Linked DNA regions of Homo sapiens: region 2 is linked to region 1. The links are chromatin loops, found by intact Hi-C in ENCODE. Cell type or tissue: GM12878. All regions are shown on one strand. Links, peaks and the distances in the headings refer to the core of each region. The heading gives the core; the rest is flanking DNA. Region 1 has its middle 120 kb from the start of XACT. Region 2 overlaps LOC101928437 (a long non-coding RNA gene).

What was found. Hi-C counts contacts between places; a loop is a spot of excess contacts. Peaks named below come from ENCODE experiments on the same cell type or tissue, not always from the same donor. Only the 100,000 strongest peaks of a DNase experiment are listed, where the experiment ranks them.
Region 2: a loop joins it to region 1, with 2.5 times the contacts of the local background. A loop is called at or near these places in 3 of 110 quality-filtered maps.

The regions. Positions count from the first base shown.
Region 1 is chrX:113,734,396-113,745,994 of GRCh38, reverse strand. No RefSeq gene overlaps it. Among named protein-coding and RNA genes, the nearest start is that of XACT, 120 kb to the right of the region's middle. In GM12878, for the core only: no CTCF peak of the experiment used is centred there; DNase peaks (open chromatin) are centred at 2,695 and 4,978.
Region 2 is chrX:113,260,566-113,272,164 of GRCh38, reverse strand. The region is part of intron 3 of LOC101928437 (a long non-coding RNA gene); the gene reads right to left. Among named protein-coding and RNA genes, the nearest start is that of XACT, 350 kb to the left of the region's middle. In GM12878, for the core only: no CTCF peak of the experiment used is centred there; no DNase peak of the experiment used is centred there.

The DNA of each region.
Region 1 (11,599 bases), core at 2,296-7,295:
TAAGGTAGTCTTTCAAATATCAATGACAGCTTTTTAAGACTGTAATGTCTTCAGAAGTGAACTTTTATAAGGAAACATCTGCCAATATTTTAGCCAAGTCTCAGCTATAATCTTGATCAATCAGATCTGTTGAAGTATGATAAGTACCTAAGTGTATCAGAGGGTAAGTGGACATTTCAGCAAAGTTTTGATTGGTCAATAATGTATTCAGGAACTTAAGAAGATTTTAAGATTCATTAAATCTTCAAAATGGTCCTTTCAAACAGACAGAGTATACTTTCTGAGATGGGCATGAATTAACAGATACACAGAATTAACCTTTTATGAAGAAAATTTCTCTAGGTATATATATTGAATAATTTATTTTTGGTAGTAATTATGCAACTAATGAATTATTCTTTGCAATCACAAATGCTAAAACTAGTAAGAAGCAAATGAATAACTTATAGGCCATTGAACCTAGTCTTCAAGGCTCAAAGAGGATCTACCCATAAAAAAGACAATGGGAGCTTTAGTGCTACATGTTCCAGAAATTTAGGAAGTATGAGGTTCTGTGGATGCAACAATCATCTCAATGTAAATGTTTTAACACCTTGATCTCATCTTACCGTGTGAAATGATGAAGTTACTACAGAAAAAGAAAGATACTTACAACCTCTACTTGGACTAATTCAAACCAGTGTGAACACTTTAGAGGATGCTTCTATTTGTCCCAAATAGGGAGAGATTGGAATTTAGAAATCTTATTAAGGGTTTCACTAAATTCACAAAGTGGAGAGGGATAAAGTTTAATGTATTAATTAGGGCTAGATCAAGAAATCAGAGCCACTCTATATATGGAAAGTATGAAAGTTTTAGTTGGGGGAATTGAAAGTTATTCAACATTTGAAAGGAAAAAACAGGCGGAGCAAAGGTCAAGGAAGCCACAGCCAGTGAATTCAGCCTTCAGCATTGAAGCAGGTGGTTCTCCTAAGGTCATCCCAAAGCCACAGCAAATCCCAGGAACATTTAGAAGATTCCCTAACTATTTCAATCTGCAGCAGTGAAGTGAGCGGGTCTCAAGAATGTCCCTTGAAGCTGCTGTGAATGCCAGAAATGTTTGGAGGACTCTAACCAACTATAACTATACAAGTATGATATACAAAACAGGGATGTCGGTGATTCTTAAGAAGTTCCTTCAAACGTCATGTCTGCCCACTTGTCTGACTGCAGTTGTTTCCAGAGAGTAATGACCCCTCCTTCTCTTCTGTTTCCCATATTCTGTATGTCTTTCATTGGCAAATTTTAACATGAGGAAGGATACTCTGGGAAATGTGGTTCTCAGCTGCTTCACTGTATTGCATAGGAGACTATGAGGGTGGTTGACACAGAGTTAATACTAGACAATATAGTGTACCTATTAAGATGTAGGTAATGACAGAATTTCTTTTTCTACTAGAAAGTCTCTATTCTTTATCTATTGAAAGGAATGGCAAAAACTACAATGACTTTTGCACCAACCTAGTATGAGCATAAGGGGCAACAGTGATATTAGTCAAAGAGTCCCAGAATAAGGTAGTAAAGCTTTTGGGAGCTGATACATCACCATGATGAAACAACATGGCCATCAGAGGAGCAACATTTAATTAAGTGGGGGATGGGTTGTTGTGATACTTGTTACCAGAAAGATTCATTTTGGTGCTGGTGACATCCTTGTATACTATCCTGACAAGGCATGTTTATGTGAGTACACATAGCAGGTGGAGGCAACATCAAATAACAGAAAAGATTTCAGGTGAAAAGGAGAAATAAAAAAGGCAGTAAATCTTAAGTTTTAAAAGAAATGTTGTATATCTGAAGGAGATTTCTATATCCTCTATCTCTCAACCAACAAATTGGAACCAGAACAGAAAATTAGCAGCTTGAAAAAGACTTCCCCTGCTCAAGGGTTTGAGTTTCTAAGATTAGAGTGGAGCACACTTGTTCTATTTTTCTCCTCATTCATTAACTAGAAGCAACCTGTTGACTCGTAGAGAAGGGCAGGTTTTCACAACGTTTGGCATCATTCTTTATGGAGTGGGTCTCTTCCACTTTCAATGCACAGAGAAGAACAATGTTGTTGACAGGTAAATGGCTTAAGAAAATGTGTGTAATTGTAATAGTTGTTGATGCTGAAAAGAAATGTTTTAATTCTTATATGCTCCAGTTGGCAATCCCAGGGCATATCCCCAAACTTTCATAACAGTGTTATTTGGAAATTTTATTGTTACAATATAACATTTAGAAGTATTAACCAATATGTTTTCCAATTTTCTTGAATGTCCTTTTACCTCGAAGCTCTCTCCATTTCAAACTAGACCTTGACATTCACTGCCTCAGGACATAAAGGTTATGGAAGAAATGCAGAGAAAAAATCAATTTAAAGTCTATTTTGGAACTAGTGGTAAAGAAACAATTTAGAGAGAAAACTTTCAGAAGCCTAGGCATTGAGAGTCAGAACCCAAAGTCATAAAAAATTGATTTGGAAGAATGCATAATGATGTATAAGCAAATTTTCCCACACCAGAGGAAATAAGAGATCCTCTGAACTGGAGGAAAACAGAGAATATTTAAGAAGCAAGAGAGGAAGCTCTGGTTAGTACTTCTCAGAAGTGATTCTGAGAATTCCTCTTCACAAGCTGTGTCCCTGAGTTGGGGTGGGGGAAATAGAAACTGAAAATAGATTTGGGGATCTGAAAGAGAGAAGCACCCATGCTTTATACTTCAGGTGAAGTCCACGGTGGTCATAGACCTTGAAAGGTCTCTGGTGCCACCATAGTTCAGCAGCAGTACCATGGAAATGGTGGTGTGGTGGGTCTATGATAGAGGGCCTGATACAGTTCCAGTAGTTTTCTGAGGCCCAAGAGAGGGAGGGGAGGGTATCTAAATATTTTCTATCTGTTATTAGTGGAGAACGTGGTAGCTAAGAAAAGAGTGACAGACCAAAAGATAACAGAATTAAGCGGATACAGTGTGTCTCACACGGACCTTTGGCGGGATATTATATGGATTTCGGCAGATGCTAACAGGAATATTGGCCAAGGACGAAGAAATAGACACCCCTTCCCAACAATGCCGTGGTATTAGACCCTTGGAGCTTTCATATGCTGGGAAAAATGCAGGGTATGAGGAAGAAACACAACTTAACTGAGAAAAGCTTATATTCATTGAGTTAAGCTTGAATCACCTAAGATGAAGTGTTCAACAACAGAAAATGGAGCCTCGAGATATAAATTAGATTTTGTTTTAGGGAAAAAATCATTTTGCATAGTAGTTTGTGTTTCATGGAATTCACAGTAACTACACATTTTACTCTGTGAACAGAGGACATGTATGACACATACAGGATGGGAACGCATCAAGATGATTTAATCTAAAACTGTTAAGTATCGTGGAACTAACAAAAACATCAATGTGATGCAAGTAAACAGTGAAAGAAATGAGCTACATTTTCTATTTTAAAGGATGGCAGACGTAGCACATTAATGAATACCTACTGGGTTCTATTTTAAAAGCCCAGTGTCTCAGAAATTAGGCTAAAATGCAATCTGAGTTACGCCTTTTCTTGGCATGGACGTGCTCTTCAAAATGTGGCAGAAAGTGATTTAGCACTTTTAAGAGAACTTACATATGTTGAAGATGGTAAACCGAAATTGAACCTTTGAGAATATTTCCCTGATATACTATATGCCATTCATATTTAATAGGAATGTATATAATATTTAAATATTCAATCTGTCTTTGTCATTATAACTTGTCCAACAACTCACATTTCCCACCATTTTGGCCAAGTGTCTCCAAAGCCTCTCATACAGGCTCATTCAGGGACTGGGAAATTGCCCTGTTCTTTAGGAGCTGCAGATGTCGAACTGTCAACTTTGATTCAGGCCAGAGCTCTATGGGCATGGGTCTTGGAAAGTCTGAGAATCATTTCTATTAAAAAGCAGTAGAACTTCCATGTGGCACAATTTCAGGACTGGTTGAGCAACGTTAAGGCTATTGCACAGTTTCTGGATTTGGCAAACTTTTCCCAACAGAGGGTGCTGTAAACCTGAAAGAGGTACCAAATATTTGTGAGCTTTTAGAAGCCAGGTTGTCTCTTGACTGGAAAGGTCTTTTCTGTCCAGCACAGAAATCACTGTGAATCTTGTTTAAGCAGTTGGAGGTTGGTGGTTGACTCTGAAGCAGCTATATAACACAACCAATGCTACAGCAGCAGCAGAGAGAAGTGGCCATGCTCTGAGCATGAAGTACCTATAGGAAAACAGAGGACTGTTTCCTTTCTGACCAATTCCTTTTTTCAGAGGGAGATAAAAAGTAGGAACAGGGGATAGAGCATTTTTGGGGTCAGAATTTCAGTAAAATTTAAATTAGGTGGCATCAAGAACCAAATACATCTGTTACTATAATTCAAACCCTAATTTTTTTTTTCAGTAATGAATATGACCTGGGAAATCAATTTATACTTTTAAAAATATCCATTTCATAATGTGAAAACAACCTGTGTAAAACAGATATGTTGGAGGAGGTGCAGGTAGGTAGGATAATTTGCTCAGCAAGTCCCTTCATTTGCTTATAGTTAAAATCAAAAGTAAGGCTGGGCGCGGTCGCTCACGCCTGTAATCCCAGCACTTTGGGAGGCCGAGGCGGGCGGATCACCTGAGGTCGGGAGTTCAAGACCAGCCTGACCAACATAGAGAAACCCTGTCTCTACTAAAAAAATACAAAATTAGCCAGGCTTAGTGGCACGTGCCTGTAATCCCAGCTACTCGGGAGGCTGAGGCAGGAGAATCACTTGAACTGGGGAGGCGGAGGTTGTGGTGAGCCAAGATTGTGCCATTGCACCCCAGCCTAGGCAACAAGAGTGAAACTCTGTCTCAAAACGAAACAAAAGTAAGATCCAAATAAAGCAACTAGTATCATTTCCTTATACAATCATGTATTGAGCACTGACAATGCATCTGTACCATGCTAGGCACCAGGAATATACAAATTCTTTTTCTTTCTCTGCCTCCTCTAAAAAGAAAACCAGATCTCAATATTATTGACTCTTGTTATTGTGGCCACTACCTGAAGTTTAATCTGTAGTTAAGATAAAAAGATATAAACAAACATGTACACATTTTTAAAATAATTATTTTAATTTATGTTTTTAAGAAGGGATAGACACTCGGAAAATTTTGCAACCAGACTTTTTTTTTTTTTTTTTTTTTTTTTTTTTTGAGACGGAGTCTCGCTCTGTCGCCCAGGCCAGACTGCGGACTGCAGTGGCGCAATCTCGGCTCACTGCAAGCTCCGCTTCCCGGGTTCACGCCATTCTCCTGCCTCAGCCTCCCGAGTAGCTGGGACTACAGGCGCCTGCCACCGCGCCCGGCTAATTTTTTGTATTTTTAGTAGAGACGGGGTTTCACCTTGTTAGCCAGGATGGTCTCGATCTCCTGACCTCATGATCCACCCGCCTCGGCCTCCCAAAGTGCTGGGATTACAGGCGTGAGCCACCGCGCCCGGCCGCAACCAGACATTTTTTAGGTGCTTAGAAAATTCTGTCTCAAACATTAATAGACACTATCAGAGAAGATTTAGTGAATTTTGGTTAAAGATTCACAAATGGTGAAACTGGGTCTCAGTTTTTCAAGTTTATATATCCTCCTACCTTGTTTACTGGTAATGAGCAAAATCAAAGGCAGGTAACTGAGTTTGTGTGTATTGGGGGGAATTTATCCCATTACTGGCTTGGCTAGCAACAATTATTTATCTTGGAAATCAGTAAAATTCTTTGCAATGTATTTACCTCATGAAGAAAGTATTATGGAAAAGATATTTTTTCAACATAAATTAATAGTATGGCAGAAGTTAAAAGACCATCTTTTTCAGACCTACTTTTAAATCCCAATGTTAAGAAAAGAGACTAGGGATGTGAATCCAATCTCTTCCCTCTACTACAAAACCCCACTGTTGTAATTCCCCTTGAATAAAATATTTCTTGCTTTCTCTGAAAGAAAAGGAAAAAAGGCTCATTTTTAATGGCACATCTCAAATGATGGGATAATTCTGGAGATAATTCCCAACCTGTAAAACAAATATGTGTTAATATCCTTAGGTATTTGAGTGAATGGAAATCCAGACACTGGTGGTTGGATTGGCACGTTAATCTCCTGTCACTCTGATCTATTCCAATTCCTGAGAAACCTAAACTCAAGAATAACAAAAACCACTCAGTCCTACCCTTATAATTCTTTTTTTAACTTCTAGAGAAATGGCAGAGGCCATAAAACAAGAATGATGGAAGAGTTTACCACAGTTTTTCCTTGTCACTTATTTTGAAAGTCAGCTGCAATTTGTAATTTTCTCAGGTTGGCAAATGTGTCCAAATGGGGAATGCTCTGTAATCTGTCAAAACCTCACAGATGTCATCAGCAAAAGGAGCATATACACTTAATGTGTTTGTTAAATCTTTTATTCTGCATGTGGAGCTATACCTTGAGTAAAGACTCACCAAACAGATATCATTCCTTCAAAAAAGTCATCAAGACCTTTGTAAATAAACTCACATAGTAACAGAAGTGCATAATCTAGAGAGTGGTTGTGCTGATGCAAAACATTGGAATCTGTTTTTTAGTTCCTATCTCAGATTGTTTCACAGGCTGTGTAAACTACATAAATAGGAAGAAGTGAGAAAATGAAGCTCCAAGATACTTCTCACACCTTGAAAAATCACACCTTTTTGATTCAGTAGAACTCTAGTGGTGGCCAGAACTGAAGTAATGGCAATGGGAAGGAGAAACAAAGGCAGATTAGGGAGCCTTTGGAGATGGACTGCATTTAGTTCTCTTTGCTTGTCCCTCCCCTCTTCTTTACCTGTGAATGTTGGGTGTCACAGTTCTTAGTTCTTGCATCTCTTCTCTACCTGTACTCTTTCTCTAAGTGCTCTGAGTCAGTCTTATAACCACAAATGTTATCTATACCCTAAATTTCTGAAATCTCTCTCTATATATACCTAATGTATCCCTGAAATTTCTTGATTGATATTCCTTCTGCATACTTGACATCTATGCTTGGATGCCTCATGGGCATCTGAAATGTAACTTTACCTCATACCTCTATTCACTTTTTCTGTTTCAGTCTTTCATATCTCCGTAAATGGCAGTACAAGCAACCTAGATTTACAAACCAGAACGCTTGGAGTCATCCTTAATATTTTTCTTTCGTTACTCTATGTGGACAATCATTCAGTGAGTACTGCTGTTTATAATTTCTAAATATAAATATCAAACACATCTATTTCTCTTCATCTCTACTATCATCAACATAGTTTTGGCTACCAGCATGTCTCTCAGAGGCCATTTCTAGGGTCTTTTAAATGGTCTTTGTACTTCTGTTGCCTCCTCCACATCATTGCCACATGTAGAAGTCAAAGAGGTCTTTTAAAAATATAAAATTGTATCATGTTTCTCTATTGATTAAAACACTCATGACTTTTCTTCACTCTTAGGATAAAATCCAAATTAATTCCCATGGCCTACAAGGCCTTGAGTGGTTCATCGCCTAACTGCTACTTCAACTCAGTGTGGGCCATTCTGCCCTTGCTCACCACTCTACAGTCACACAGGCTTCCTTTCGGTTCATGGCACATGACAGGCCCCTCCCCACTCCAGGGCTTTCATACGTGCTTGTTCTTCCATCTAGAATAGATTTCCTTCTCTTGCCTGCACGAGTGGCTCATTATCATTCTTCAGGACTACCTTAAGTGTTAGCTCTTCAGAGACACCATCCCTAATATCGTACCCACCATGGGGCCCTCATTATACTTCACCATCTGTTATGTATTCATCTTCTTCACCAAACATAATAATTTTATTTATATCATTACTTGATTCTTTAATTATTTCTTTTCTGTCATTCCTACCAGAATGTGAACTCCATAAATTTAGGCATGGTATTTGTTTTATTCCCCAATATATATTTATAACCTAATAAGTTCTCAATGACTATTAATACAAAAATGAATGACTATTGACACAACCAGAACCAAAATATAATCCAGCATTCTTTCTACCTTGTTATTTGTATATCTGTGCTCTAAGAAAATCTGACTAACGTTAACTCTAGTTTTTAATCTCTGCAGAGTTGTAGTGTCTAATTTAATTGTAAATATGTGCCTGGGGCTGTTCAAAATATATCTAATGTGAACATGTCAGATAAATCCATTTTCCAACAATAAAAATAACAACTATTCCTTAAGTGCTTTATACCATTCACTGAACTATACTTTAAGTGCATAATTTCATGTAGTGCCTGAGAAATAGGTAATATTGTCCCATTTAACAGCTAAAGAAACTGAAGATTGGAGAGAGGTCAAGCATTTCACCTTATCCAATCAATTTGAAACCAATCTCACTTATTTCAAAGTCCATGCACCTGGTAATAATTGCATTATGACTGGCTCTAATTCTCTCAAGACAAACCTTGTGCAATTCCTTCAGGAAGAAATGCACGAAGGAGAAATCTGAGGGGGAAGCAGTAAAATGATGGCTTAGTAGTTCCAATCCTTTTATTATGGTCTTAATATAACTTTTAAAGGGTTAGGATGAAGGGTGAAATATGTGTTTTGCTTAGAGAGACTGATTAAAAAGGGAATAGAATATTTGAAGAACATTATCTGCGGTAAGGCCACAGAATTTGAAGTCAGATTTTCATTTCAACACACTAAATTTCTAATAATTGATTTCATCAGAATTTCATAGGGCATCCAGCAATGTATTCTAAGTAATGATTTCTCTGAGTCCTTCCTCATTACTTAAAGTGCATTTGATACTCATGGATATTGGGGTGATCATGTTTTATAAAAGCAAGGGATTGATATTTCAGATATCTTGGATTATAGTTTCATTTCTCTCATTCTGACTTTTTTGTTTTTCATTTTTAGTGGTATGGTTTAAAGAGCAGAAGTTTTCAATTTCAATAAACTCCAATTATTATTTTATGAATTGTATTTTCAGCATCACATCTAAAAATTCTTTGAATAACCCAAAGTCATAAAGATTTTATCCCCTTTTTTCTAAAAATTATAAGTTTTAGCTCTTAAATTTAGGTCTATAATCCATATGGAGGTATTTTTTGCATATTATCTGAGGCAAAGGTCTTAAGTTCATTTTTTTTTTGCATATGGATATCCAGTTGTCTCCAGTACTGTTTTTTGAAATAATTATTATTTCTCCATTGGATTGTCTTGGCAAAATCAACTTATCAAAAATGTAAGTGTTTGTTTCTGGCCCCTTAATTCTGTTTCATTGATCTATATGTGTACTATTATACCAGTTTTATATAATCTATATACAGCCTATGCTTTTCTAAGCACATTATACCTGCTTCCATTAAAATATAATCCCTTTTACTTGATTAATTTGCAATCTTGATTAAAATACAAGTCTAAGTTCAAGATATATTATGTAATTGATATAATAAAATGCCAAATAAGAGTAGATAATACAGGGTTGTGGGCAAGATGGCCGAATAGGAACAGCTGTGGTTTGCAGCTCCCAGCAAGATCAACGCAGAAGGTGGGTGATTTCTGCATTTCCATCTGAGGTACCAGCTCATCTCACTGGGACTGGTTACACAGTGGGTGCAGCCCACGAAGGGTGAGCCGAAGCAGGGTGGGTCATCGCCTCACCCGGAAAACTCAAGGCATCGGGGAACTCCCTCCCCTAGCCAAGGGAAGCCTTGAAGGACTGTGCCGTGAGGAACAGTGCATTCCAGCCCAGATGCTATGCTTTTCTCACTGTCTTCACAACCCACAGAACAGGAGATTCCCTTGGGTGCCTATGCTACCAGAGCCCTGGGTTTCAAGCACAAAACTGGGTGGCTGTTTGGGCAGACACTGAGCTAGCTGCAGGAGGTTTTTTTTGGTTTTTGGTTTTTGGTTTTTCGTACCCCAGTGTTGCCTGGAAGGCCAGCGAGAGAGAACCATTCACTCCCCTGGAAAGGGGGTTGAAGCCAGGGAGCCAAGTGGTCTGACTCAGTGGATCCCACTCTGATGGAGCCCAGCAAGCTAAGATCCACTGGCTTGAAGTTCTTGCTGCCAGTATAGAAGTCTGAAGTCAACCTGGGACGCTGGAGCTTGGTGAGGGAGGAGCATCCGCCGTTACTGAGGCTTGAGTAGGTAGTTTTCCCCTCACAGTGTAAACAAAGGGGGAGTTCAGACTGGGCAGAGCCCACAGCAGCTCCTCAAAGCTGCTGTAGTCAGACTGCCTCTCTAGATGCCTCCTCTCTGGGCAGGGCATCTCTGAAAGAAAGGTAACAGCCCCAGTCAGGGGCTTATAGATAAAACTCCCATCTCCCTGGTACAGAGCACCTGGGGGAAGGGGCAGCTGTGGGAGCAGCTTCAGCAGACTTAAACTTTCCTGCCTGCCAGCTCTGAAGAGAGCAGTGGATCTCCCAGCACAGCGTTCGAGCTCTGCTAAGGGACAGACTACCTCTTCAAGTTTGTCCCTGAGACCCATGCCTCCTGACTGGGAGACATCTCGCAGCAGGGGTCCACGGACATCTCAAATAAGAGAGCTCCTGCTGGCATCTTGTGGGTGCCCCTCTGGGACAAAGCTTCCAGAAGAAGGAACAGACAGCAATCTTTGCTGTTCTGCAGCCTCTGCTGGTGATACCCAGGCAAACAGGTTCTGGAGTGCATCTCCAGCAAACTCCAGCAGACCTGCAGCAGAGGGGCCTGACTGTTAGAAGGAAAACTAACAAACAGAAAGGAATAGCATCAACATCAACAAAAAGGACGTCCATTCAGAAACCCCATCCAAAGGTCACCAACGTCAAAGACCAAAGGTAGATAAATCCACAAAGATGAGGAAAATCCAGTGCAAAAAGGCTGACAATTCCAAAAACCAGAACGCCTCTTTTCCTCCAAAGGATCACAACTCCTTGCCAGCAAGGGAACAAAACTGGACAAAGAATGAGTTTGACAAATTGACAGAAGTGGGCTTCAGAAGGTGGGTAATAACAAACTCCTCTGAGCTGAAGGAACATGTTCTAACCCAATGCAAGGAAGCTAAGAACCTTGAAAAAAGGTTAGAGGAATTGCTAACTAGAATAACCAGTTTAGAGAAGAACATAAATGACCAGATGGAGCTGAAAAACACAGCATGAGAACTTTGTGAAGCATACACAAGTATCAATAGCCCAATTGATCAAGCAGAAGAAAGGATATCAGAGATTGAAGATCAACTTAATGAAATATAGTGGGAAGACAAGATTAGAGAGAAAAGAATAAAAATGAATGAACAAAGCCTCCACGAAATATGGGACTCTGTGAAAACATCAAGCCTACATTTGATTGGTGTACCTGAAAGTGATGGGGAGAATGGAACCAAGTTGGAAAAACACTCTTAAGGATATTATCCAGGGGAACTTCCCCAACATAGCAAGACAGGCCAACATTCAAGTTCAGGAAATACAGAGAACACCACAAAGATACGCCTCAAAAAGGGCAACCCCAAGACACATAATCGTCACATTCACCCAGGTTGAAATGAAGGAAAAAATGTTAAGGGCAGTCAGAGAGAAAGGTCGGGTTACC
Region 2 (11,599 bases), core at 4,245-9,244, 480 kb after region 1:
GCATTTCAAGAGACATCACTACCACCGGAAAATTTTCCGGTGGCCTTTGATCCGAGCATGAGGAAGTGAGATTAGGCCAGAAGATGAGAACAAAGGGCAGATGTTTTTAGATGAAAGATACCAGAACCTTGGGGAAAGAAAAGTTGAACATCTACTACATACCATTCACTACACTGAGGCACTAGCCTCATCTTCTTTAATCATCACACTGACCTTTTGATGTCTCATTTTTATTTCTGTTTTACAGATGAGAAAACCAAAAGCCAGAAAATTAACCAACTGGCCCAAAGTCATACAGACAGATGGCAACAAAACTGGGATTTAAAGTTGTCTGTCTCATTTCAAATCATATAATTTTTTTATTATGCTATTTCGCTCTCAGGGGAAGTTCAAAGGTGTTGTGCACCAACTGTTGCTAATTCCTAGTCTCATTAGGAGCATTATAAATAAATACTGTAATTTTAGATAGTAACAAATTCTGTGAAGAAAATGAAACAGAATGCTGCCATAAAGAGCTATTGCAGGAGAGAGATGAAAGACATCAAATAAGGCCAACTTCACTGAGGAAGTAACATTTGAGCTAAAACAAGCAAAAGAATTCAGATAAATAAAGATCTAGGGGAACACAAAAGAAAATATTTTGAGGAAGGGCAGGCTCGCTCTGTTTCAGGACCAGCAAAAAGATCACTCTCTGGGGACTAAATGAATATGGAAGGGATTGATAAAGATGAAGACACATCTAACAGTGACCTGTAAACCAGGAGACAGTGATTAGATTTTATACTGTAATGAAAACCATTAGAAGACTTTAAGCAAAGAAATGTAATAATTTAATTCACACTAAAAAGTGAAAACTAGTTTACATTTTGTGTGAGGAACAGGCTGTAAGAGGACAACAGTGAAAGCAAATAAAGCAGTAAGAAGAAAATACAGATGAGAGGTTATTGAGGCCTAGAAGTAGGATAGATAGTTGTGGAATTGGTAAGACATAGTTGTATTTGAAAAGCATTTTCAAAATAGAGCTGATAAGAGTTGCTCATGGATTAGATATAAGGAATAAGCTAGAAAGAGAAATCAAGATTTTTTTAATAGAGTAAGAATATTAAATTGAGTAAATAAATTAACTTGAGAAAATTTAATTCCAATCAGTTTCATGGGGAAGATTGAGAAAGAGATGGCAATTTTGCAGGAGGTGGGAAAGGGAATGAGGAGGTGGAATTATATTTGGACATGTTAAGTTTCAGATGCTTATTCAACATTCTAATGAAGACGCCAAGCAGGCAGTTGCATATAGGAGTTTGGAGTTCAGACTTTTTCAACACCCTTAAAAGTATGTTCACCTATTCTTCTCATGTACCTTCAAGCCAATGGACCAGATAAAAGGTTGCAAGAAATTGTTAGCTTAACACCCTTTTCGTTACCCCCGTACCATTAGAGAAATAGGGTGCCTCATATAGCACTATGAAAAGCTTTTACAAAACTGTAGTTCATGTCTCCACCCAGATAATGCCCATAAAGTAAAAGCATGGCTTTCGACACCAATAATTTCCTATACCCGTATAGGCCAGTCCAGAGCCAGTAATTTTTTTAAAAAAGCCTAGTATATCTATCTATTGCCAACAGGTAGCCCCTTAATGTAACAGACTTTTAGATGTATATGTAACAGATATAGATGGCTTTCACCCTTTAGTATGCTATTGTGAAGAGAAAGCTAGTTTAGACATCAGAAGTGAATCTGAATCCTGTGTTCCTTCAATATATCTGACATTGGGTAGCTACTTTGGGTCTTATTTGACTAATCTATAAAACAGAGACATTAATCGTACCTATCTTATAGGATTACTATTAGTATTGAATCACATAATCCATGGAAACCCTTAACACGATGCTCAAATAAATGTTTATTCTTTTTTATTCTTGGCATTATTATTTGGTCAAACCAGATAAAATTACAAATATTTGAATTTTTAAAGTAACGAAACAGCAATTATATTTAGTATAACAACAACAAAAGTGTAAGTCTAGTTCATTTAGCAATACCAGAAACAAATTAGTGGTTCTATTCTACTACTCAAACCACATAAAGATCAGACCTCTCCCCAAACTAGGGTTATGCTTTGGGGGTACTGGTAATAAAATAAGATACTATCCCTTTTACAGTTAAATCTATAATTCAGCCAAGAGGAATGAAACTCATTAATTTCCAAGTCACCAAAAGCCCTTTTCTGGGGAGAGTGGGCTAAAATGTTGATTGAGAACAGGAGAGAAAAAGGAAAACAGCATACTGGAAGCCCAGAAATCCAACATTAGATAGGGTCAGTGCCTCCCAGTAATATAAATACCAGGTCAACTATCCAGTCACTTTCTTCTCTCCTTCTGAGAGACCTGACCACTTCCTTTCAAGGATCAGTATATGGTGACTCCAAACTGAGGCATCTGAACAACAAACAAATAAAACTTTAGAACGGCTTTAGATTTACAGAACAATTGTAAATATATTATAGATAATTCCTGTGTATCCCACACCTAGTTTCCCTTATTAGCATCTTACATTAGTATGGTACATTTGTTACAATTAAGGAAACAATGCTGACAAATTATTATTAACTAAAGTCCATATTTTATTTGGATTTTCTTGGTTTCTATCCCATGTCCTTTTTCTGTTTCAGAATCCCATCCATGCTAAGGTATTACATTTAGTCATCATAACTCTGTGGGCTCCTCTGGTTGTAATGGTTTCTCAAATTTTGCTTGTTTTGATGACCTAGACAGTTTTGAGAATTGCCAGTTGGATATTTTGTAGAATCCTCCTTAATTGGAAGACATATGATAATTTTTAAATAATTAGTCTGGAATTATGGGAATGGGAAGAAGAACACAGAGGTAAAGTGCCTTTTTTTATCACATCATATCAAGGGTACATGATATAAACATCACTATCACTGTTGATGTTGACCTGGCCAAGGTAGCAATTGTCAGGTTTCTTTACTGTACAGCTATTCTTTTTCCCTCTTTCCATACTGTACTCTTTGGAAAGAAATGAGTATTTTCATGTCCCACTTAAGGAGCATAGAGTTATGCTCCTCCTCAGTGAGGAAGTAGTATCAACATAAATTATTTCTAATTTTTCTGCACAAAAATTTGATTCTTCTTCTTCACTTATTTATCCAGTCATATCCTTATGGTAACATGGACTCACGAATATTTATTTTTTACTTTGGGTTATAATACATTGCTAATTTATTTATTTTATTACTCAAATTATTCCAGCTTTTGCCATTTAGCGCACTTTCAATTCCTGTGTCCCTTTGACATACCATCCACTATTGTGGGGTTTGTTTCATTTTTTGAGCACTTCCTTACTTTCTGGTATGACAAGATGCTTGAGGCTCACTTTCCTTTTTCCATGCTTCAGTCCTATGTATTTATCTAACTGATGTGAAAAGTTAGGTCGACACAAAATCTGCCTGCAAATGTTTATAGCACTGTAATTGCTAATTAACAAAAATTGAAAGCAGCCAAGATGTCCTTCAGTAGATCAAAGGATAAACACATTGTGGTATGTTGATAGAATGAACTATTATTCAGCAATAAAAGAAATAAAATATTAAGTCATGAAATGGCACGACTAAATCTTAAATGCATATTACTAAGTGAAAGAAGTCAGTCTGAAAAGGCTATATACTTTATGATCACAATGGCATGACATTCTAAAACAAGAAAAACTATAGTGATGGTAAAAAAAAAAAAGTCAGGGGTTGCCAGTGGTTCAGGAAGAGAAAGGACGAATGAAATAGATGAAGCACTGGTTTTGTTTTGATGATGATGAAGCTATTCTGTACGGAAATGTAATGGTGAATACATGACAGTATGCATTTATCAAAGCCCATAGGCTTATATAAAACAAGGAGTAAAACATAAGGTATCTAAATTTTAAAACATTATCTAGGAGAAAAGGAATTCTGGCATGGAATGAAGAATGTGACAAATCAATCTAACTGTATTATAAGTGCGTGAAACAATCTCACTAAAGGGAGTAAAGGACAAAGGTGTTGACCTAAAATCTTTGGAAGAAAATAGAGACTATAAGATTAAAAGCAAAAGAAAGTGTTCATAAGCAATAAGCTTTAGTTGATAGAGATTTTTCCCTCATGGAGGCATAGGTTAACTATATCAATACTACTATACACATGTACTAGAATTGAAAAATTAAGTAAATGGATGGCCGGTGGTTGGAATCATGTTTCTCACTGTTAGGGTGGGAGTTTACAATAAACAAGGGTAGGAGGCTTTATAGTAGGAGATATCAACACGAACATGTGTTTAGCTTAATATAGGTACAGATAGTTACAAATAGAAATACTTGTAAATATGTGTATACACAGGGATTAACATATACACTTGCATTTCTTATCAGCTGAGATGACCTAGAAGCAATAGCACCCCAGTAGCAATAATTACACCTATTGCCCACATATATGTTTCTAGTACTATACTTAAAAACAAACAGGAGTCCTTGAAGAAACGGCCGATGTTAGGCATTTTTAAACCTTACATACACAGAATCAGATTAATCACAATCCTTGCTTCATGTCTAATGAATTTTTGGCTCCTTGGCCCATAGATAATCCTCTTTTTACTAATTTTGACTGTGTTCCATAGGAATAGTGTGTCCTTTGGCAAAGAACAACCTCTCCTAATTTCAGTTTTTTAATCAGTAAAAAAGGAACACTAAAAACACTTAACTTATAAGTTTTTGTACAAATTAAATACCATGTTGCATGTACAATATTTGGAAAAAGAACTTGGCATATAGTAAGCATGCAGAAATTTTAAGTCTTTCTTAAGTTTTCCAAGTTGGACATAAAGGGAAATTTGGAAGCATATAGATATCTGAGTGAAGTTAATCAATTTTTAGAGGGCAAATGTTTTCAGTGTCTTTGATCCTTCTGAACACTATGACACCCACATTAGCCTGGAGTGAGCGGCAGAACTAGGCTTTGAATGGTTGCAGTAATGAGGTGGACAATAAATTTGGCCTTGGGAAGCCTGACTAAAGAGAATTTAACTTCACTATGTTTTTCTTTTTCTCTTCAGCTACGTTGGAAGCTACTGAGGAAGCATAAAGAGATATGTGTTGTAGGAGATACACAGTAGTGAAAGGGCTATAAGAGACATGTGGAGAAAAAAGCTTGATGGTAGGAGGTAATGAGAAGAGTAGAGTAAATAGCAGAGAGGGAACAGCTTAGTTACCTGTTCTAATTTAAAAGATATAGGTAAGTCTGACATGGCCTAACAGAGGAGTTTTAGTAATCAGAGGAAACCAGTTGATAATGGTTTGAAATGTTTACTTTTCATGGGATGGCTTTGGCAAAATGAAGAAACACATTTAATCTGAACTAAAGATTGTATAATAACCCTTTCTCAGAGATACTTTTTTGAAAAAAATTCCATGGTGGTCTCAATAGAATACTGTAATCATGATATATAAAGCACTTTTAATTTCAGTGTAGAATTTAAAAGACAAAGCATACAGTGTTTCTCCAATGTTTTCTTCTAGTATGTTCACATCTCAGGTCTTAGATTTTAAGTCTTTGGTTCATTTTGATTTGATTTTTGTATATGGTGAGAGATAGGGGTCTAGTTTCATTCTTCTGCATATGGATATCCACTTTTCCCTACATCATTTACTGAAGAGACTGTCTCTTCCACTGTGTATGTTCTTGATGCCTTTGTGAAAAATCAGTTCATCGTAGATATATCAATTTATTTCTGGGTACTCTATACTGTTCCATTGGTCTAGCATCTATTTTTCTGCCAGCATCATGCAATTTTGCTTATAACTTTGTAGTATTATTTGAAGTCAGGTAATGTGATTCCTCCAGATGTGTTCTTTTTGCTCAGGATAGCTTTGGTTCCATGTAAATTTTAGTAATTTTTTTATATTTCTGTGAAGAATATCACTGATATTTTGACAGGGATTGGACTGGATCTGTATATTGCTTTGGGTAGTATGAACATGTTAACAATATTGATTTTTCCACTGGTCTAACCAAATGTTTCTGGAGTAGGACAACAAAAGCACAGGCAACCAAAGCAAAAATGAGCAAATGGGATCACATCGAGATAAAAACCTGCACAGCAAAGGAAACAATCAACAAAATGAAGAGACAACTCATAGGACGGGAGAAAATGTTGGTGAACTACTTATCTGACAAAAAATTAATAACTAGAATTTATAAGGAGCTCAAACAACTCAATAGCTAAAAAACCACACAAAATCCAGTTAAGAAATGAAGACCTAAATAGACATTTCTCAAAAGAAGAAATACAAATGACAAACAGATATATAAAAGAAAATGCTCAACATCACTAATCATCAAGATCTGCAAGTAAAAACCACTATGAGACATCATCTCATCCCAGTTTGCGTGGCTATTATCAGAAAGACAAAAATAACAAAAACAAATGCTGGAAAGGGTGTAGAGAAAAGAAAACACTTGTACAATGTTAGTGGGAATGCATATTAGTACAACCTCTGTGGAAAACAGTATGGAGATTTATCAGAGTACTAAAAATAGAACTACCATAGCGATCTTACTGCTGCTTGGTTTTAACATCTACTACTGTACCCAAAAGAAAGGAAATCAGTATAACGAAGATACATCTGTGCTCCCTGTTTATTGCAGCACTATATACAATAACCAAGATTTCGAATCCATCTAAGTGTCCATCAACAGATTCATGGGTAAAAAAAAATGTGGTACATATACACATGGAATATTATTCACAATGGAATATAATTCAGAAAGTATTCATATTAAAAATAATGAGATCTTGTCATTTGCAACAATGTGAATCAAACTGGACAACATTATGTAAAGTGAAATAAGCCAGGGTCAGAAAGACAAATACCACACGTTCTCACTTACATGAAGGATCTAAAAAAATTGAATTCATAAAAATAGGAGCATAGAATGATGATTATCAGAGGCTGGAAAAGGTAGTGGATGGGGGGATAAAGTAGGGATGGTTAATGGGTACAAAAATACAGTTTGATAGAATAAATAGGATCTAATATTTGGTAGTACAATAAGGTAACCATAATTACCAATAATTTATTGTATATTTTAAAATAACTAAAAAAGTGAAATTGGAATGCTCCTAACATTAAGAAATATAAAATGCTTGAGATGATGGATACTTCAGTTACCCTGATTTGATCATTATACATTGTATACCTTTATCAAAACAACACACGTACACTAGAAATATGTATAACTTTTATGTAGCCATAATCATTAAAATAAAAATAATTTTAAAGACAAAACATGAAAAATAATTATAACTATAAAACTATGTTAATGGATATGCAATATATAAAGATGTAATCAGTGACGTCAATAACATAAAGTGGGAATGGAGAGATATTTAAAAAGTAGAGTTTTGTATGTTATTAAAGTTATCAGCTTTGAATAGATTGTTGTAACTATGAGATCTATATGTAAGCCCCATGGTAACCACACACAAAAAAATATACACAGAAGAAAATGAGAAAAGAATCAAAGCATGTCAAAACAAAAATATCACCAAAACACAAAGGAAGGCAGCAAGAGAAAAAAAAAAAAGAGTGACAAACTTGTTACAAGACAGAGACAAAACAGTTAACCAAGTGGCAATAGTAACTCCTGCTCTATCAGTGATTACTGTAAATATAAATGAATAAGTTATCAATCAAAAGAAGTGGAGTGGCTGAATTAAAGAAAAATACGAACAAGATGTAACTATATGCTGTCCGCAACAGAATCACCTTAGATGTAAAGACAGACATAAGGTGAAAGTGAAAGGATGGGAAAATATATTCCATAAAAATGATAACCAAAAGAAAGCAAGGGTGACCACATTTATATCAGACAAAATAGACTTGAAGTCAAAAATTATCACAAGAGATAAAGGACATTATATAATGATAAAGTGCCTACTCACCAGGAAAATATAACAAATATATATACATATACATATATATATGCATCTAAAACAAGACCACCCAAGTACTTGAAGAAAACATTGGCAGAATTGAAGGAAGAAATGAACAGTGAAACAGTAATAGGAGACTTTAATACATCACTTTCAAAAATGGATAGAAAAGTGGATAGAAGATCAATAAGGAAACATAGGACTCGAACAACTCTATAGACCAATGGTACCTAGCAGACATATACAGAACTCTCTTTCCAGCAGGAGCAGAATATACATTCTTCTCAAGTGCACACAGAACATTCTCTAGGGAAGATCACACATTAGGTTACAAATGAAGTCTTAACAAATTGTAAAAGATCGAAATCCTACCAAGTATCTTTTCTGACCACAAGAGAATTAAACTAGAAATCAACAGCCATTGAAAAACTGGAAACTCACAAATATGTGGAAATTAAACAACATACTATTGTATAACCAATGGGTCAAAGAAGAAATTACAAGAGAAATTAGAAAATATCTTGAGACACACAAAACCAAAAACATAACATACTAAAACTTACGGGATATGGGGAAGAGGCAGAAAAACATGTTTTAATAGAAACCACCAGTGATCTTCCTCCCCGTAGGAACACCAAATTGAACAACTATCTGCACAAGAAAGTGCCTTTAAAAGAACCAAAAATCAAGTGAGTAATTACAATACTTGGTTTTAACATCACATCAAGGAAAGAGACACTAAACAAGGGAGGAAAGATAGTCTGAATTGCCTGTACCACCCCTTCCCCATCCCCCAGCAGCTGCCAGGTGGTGCAGAGAGAAAATCTGTGTGCTTGAGGGAAGAAAAGCACAGTGATTGTGGAACTCTGCATTGCAACTCTGTGTTGTCCTGTCATAGCAGAAAGCAACACTGGGCAGAATTCAACCGGCACCTACGGCGGAACATTTCAACTTGCCCTAGCCAGAGGGGAATTGTCCATTACAGCAGGCAGAACCTGAGGTCTGGCTAGTCCCACCACCACAGGCTAAAGTGCTTTGGGGTCCAAAAATAACTCAAAAGGTAGTCTAGGACGCAAGGAGTGCAGTTCCTAGGGAGGTCCTGGTGCTGTGCTGGACTTGTAGCCAGCAGACTTGGTGTGTATGTGACATAGTGAGGTACCAGTGGGAGTGGCCACGGGAGTGCTTGCATCACCCGTCCCCCAAACCCAGGCAGCCCAGCTCACAGCTCCAGGACAGACTCCTTCTTTATGCTTGAGGAGGGGAGAAACAAGAGTAAAGAGGACTTTGTTGGCCGGGCACCGCGGCTCACGCCTGTAATCCCAGCACTTTGGGAGGCTGAGGCGGGTGAATCACTTGAGGTCAAGAGTTCAAGACCAGCGTGGCCAACATGGTGAAAACTTGTCTCTACTAAAAATACAAAAGTTAGCTGGGCATGGTGGTGCACACCTGTAGTCCCAGCTACTCAGGAGGCAGAGGCAGGAGAATCACTTGAACCCGAGAGGTGGAGGTTGCAGTGAGCTGAGATCAAGCCACTGCACTCCAGTCTGGGCGGCAGAGTGAGAATCCATCTCAACAACAACAAAAACAACAAAGAGGAATTTGTCTTGCAACTTGGATATGAACTCAGTCACAGTAAAACAGAGCACCATGCAGAGTCCTGATGCCCTAGCCCTCAGACAACATTTCTAGACACGGGAATCCACTGCCTTGAAGGAAAGGACCCAGTCCTGGCAGAATTCAACAAGTGCTGACTAAAGAATGTTTGGACACTGAGTAAACATCAAGAAAACTGTCAAGATGACCGACTAGAAGCAGCTAGTGTATGCCACTCTTACAGAGAGGAGAAAAATTGGTGAATAAATACTACATCTTCAACTGAAACATCATGCAGGGATTCATCAAGGAAAAAACGTGGCCCATGGAGAACAGAGAGGAGCAACACAGGACAACCACCCACCCGGGAGTCACATGAAGCCAGGAGAGGCTTCCTCACCACAGGGAAACTGAGTGAGTGAGAGACCTTGGGGATCCACACTTTTTCTATGGATCTTTGCAATCTTGGGCTCAGGAGATCCCCTTGTGGGACTTTCAGACTGATGTGGAGAGCTACATGTAGTCTGAGAAGAGCCACCACTCAAGCACACACAGAGCCCCAGGAGCCTTGGATCCCTGGGCATCCTAGCATTAGTGGCTGCAGCTCTGGCAAAGAGAGTGGTTATGCTCCCTCACATGTCCCCAGGAAAGGAACCAAATCCAGGAGGCTGAGCATGGTACAGAACCCCAGCACAGTGCAGCCATCCCACAGAAAAGCTGCCAGACTGTTTTTTAAATCGGTCCCCATTTACATTTTTTCCTCACTGAGTGACGCCTCCTGACTCCAGCACAACTACCCTGCCCCAACCTGAACACTTCAGTCAGAGGCAGCACTGCATTTATCTGAGGAAATCCCAGAGTCAACCCACAACCCCTTCTCCATTGCAACTACAGTGGTACTGCCCTAACTGCCCACAGAATAGGGAAGGAGCAAAGGACCTACCCGCTATGCTGGCACCTCCAGGACATGGCAGCCACTATATGGAAAAGAGTCCAGTCTCTCTTCCCTGGGAGTTCCCAACCCCCACTCTTCACCAGGGAGGGCCCCTAGCTCAGGACTGCAGATCAGCCACCCCACCAATGGCTGAGCATATCCACTGGTAGTGTCTCTGAATTTCCCTGGGGAGGGGCTCCCAGAGGGAACCAACAGCCCTTCTGCCACTGCCACAGCAGTGGTTCTACCCCTGCTGCCCTGGTCTGGGGAAGAAACAAAGATCTTGAGGGCTTCACCTAGGCTTATAGCACACCACAGCCACCATACAGAAGTGAACCAGTCTCTCTTCACTGTGAATCTTTGAAACCCCACTCCCCAACTAGGGGAGTCCCCAGCTCAGGCCACCAGTACAGCTGTCCCGCCCACTGGCTGAACATTCCCAGTAGGAGTGGCTCCATGTTTCTCAAAGGTGGAGCTCCCAGAGGCAACCAAAAGCCCCTCTGCCACTGCCACTGCAATGGTACTACCCTTGCTGATCTCAGACTGGAGAATGAGCAAAAACCATGAGTGCTCTACCCACACCTCCAACAAGCTGTAGTCATCCTAAGGAGAGCAGGCCAGTCCATCTCCCCAGTGTCCCACTCACCCTGCACCCCATTTGTCACCAGGCAGGGCCCCTCTGTCTTGGGCCCAGAGCACAGCTGCCCCATCCTGGGCTGATCACGCTGATTAATAGTAGCTCTGTATATCTCTAGGGTGGAACCCCAAGAAACAACTGAAAGACTCTCTGCCACAACCACTGCTAAGGTCTCGTCCTCTACTGCCTCCAAACTGGGAAGAAACATAAAGCCTGAGATTGCCCGGGAGTGCCAAGCCAAGATCTGCAACCAGCACTGGAGTGAAAGAGGAGCCAACATTTTCAGAGCACTCAGAGGTAGCATAGCTGCAATTGTGAGGAAATACAGAGGAGCCACATGACTGAGCAAGAGACCACCTACTGGACATTACCCGTAAGTGCCACCTACTGGATCATCAAAACTTCAACACCAAAAATATTTTTGCTAATATGTCCCACTGAAAAACCAAGGACAAGAA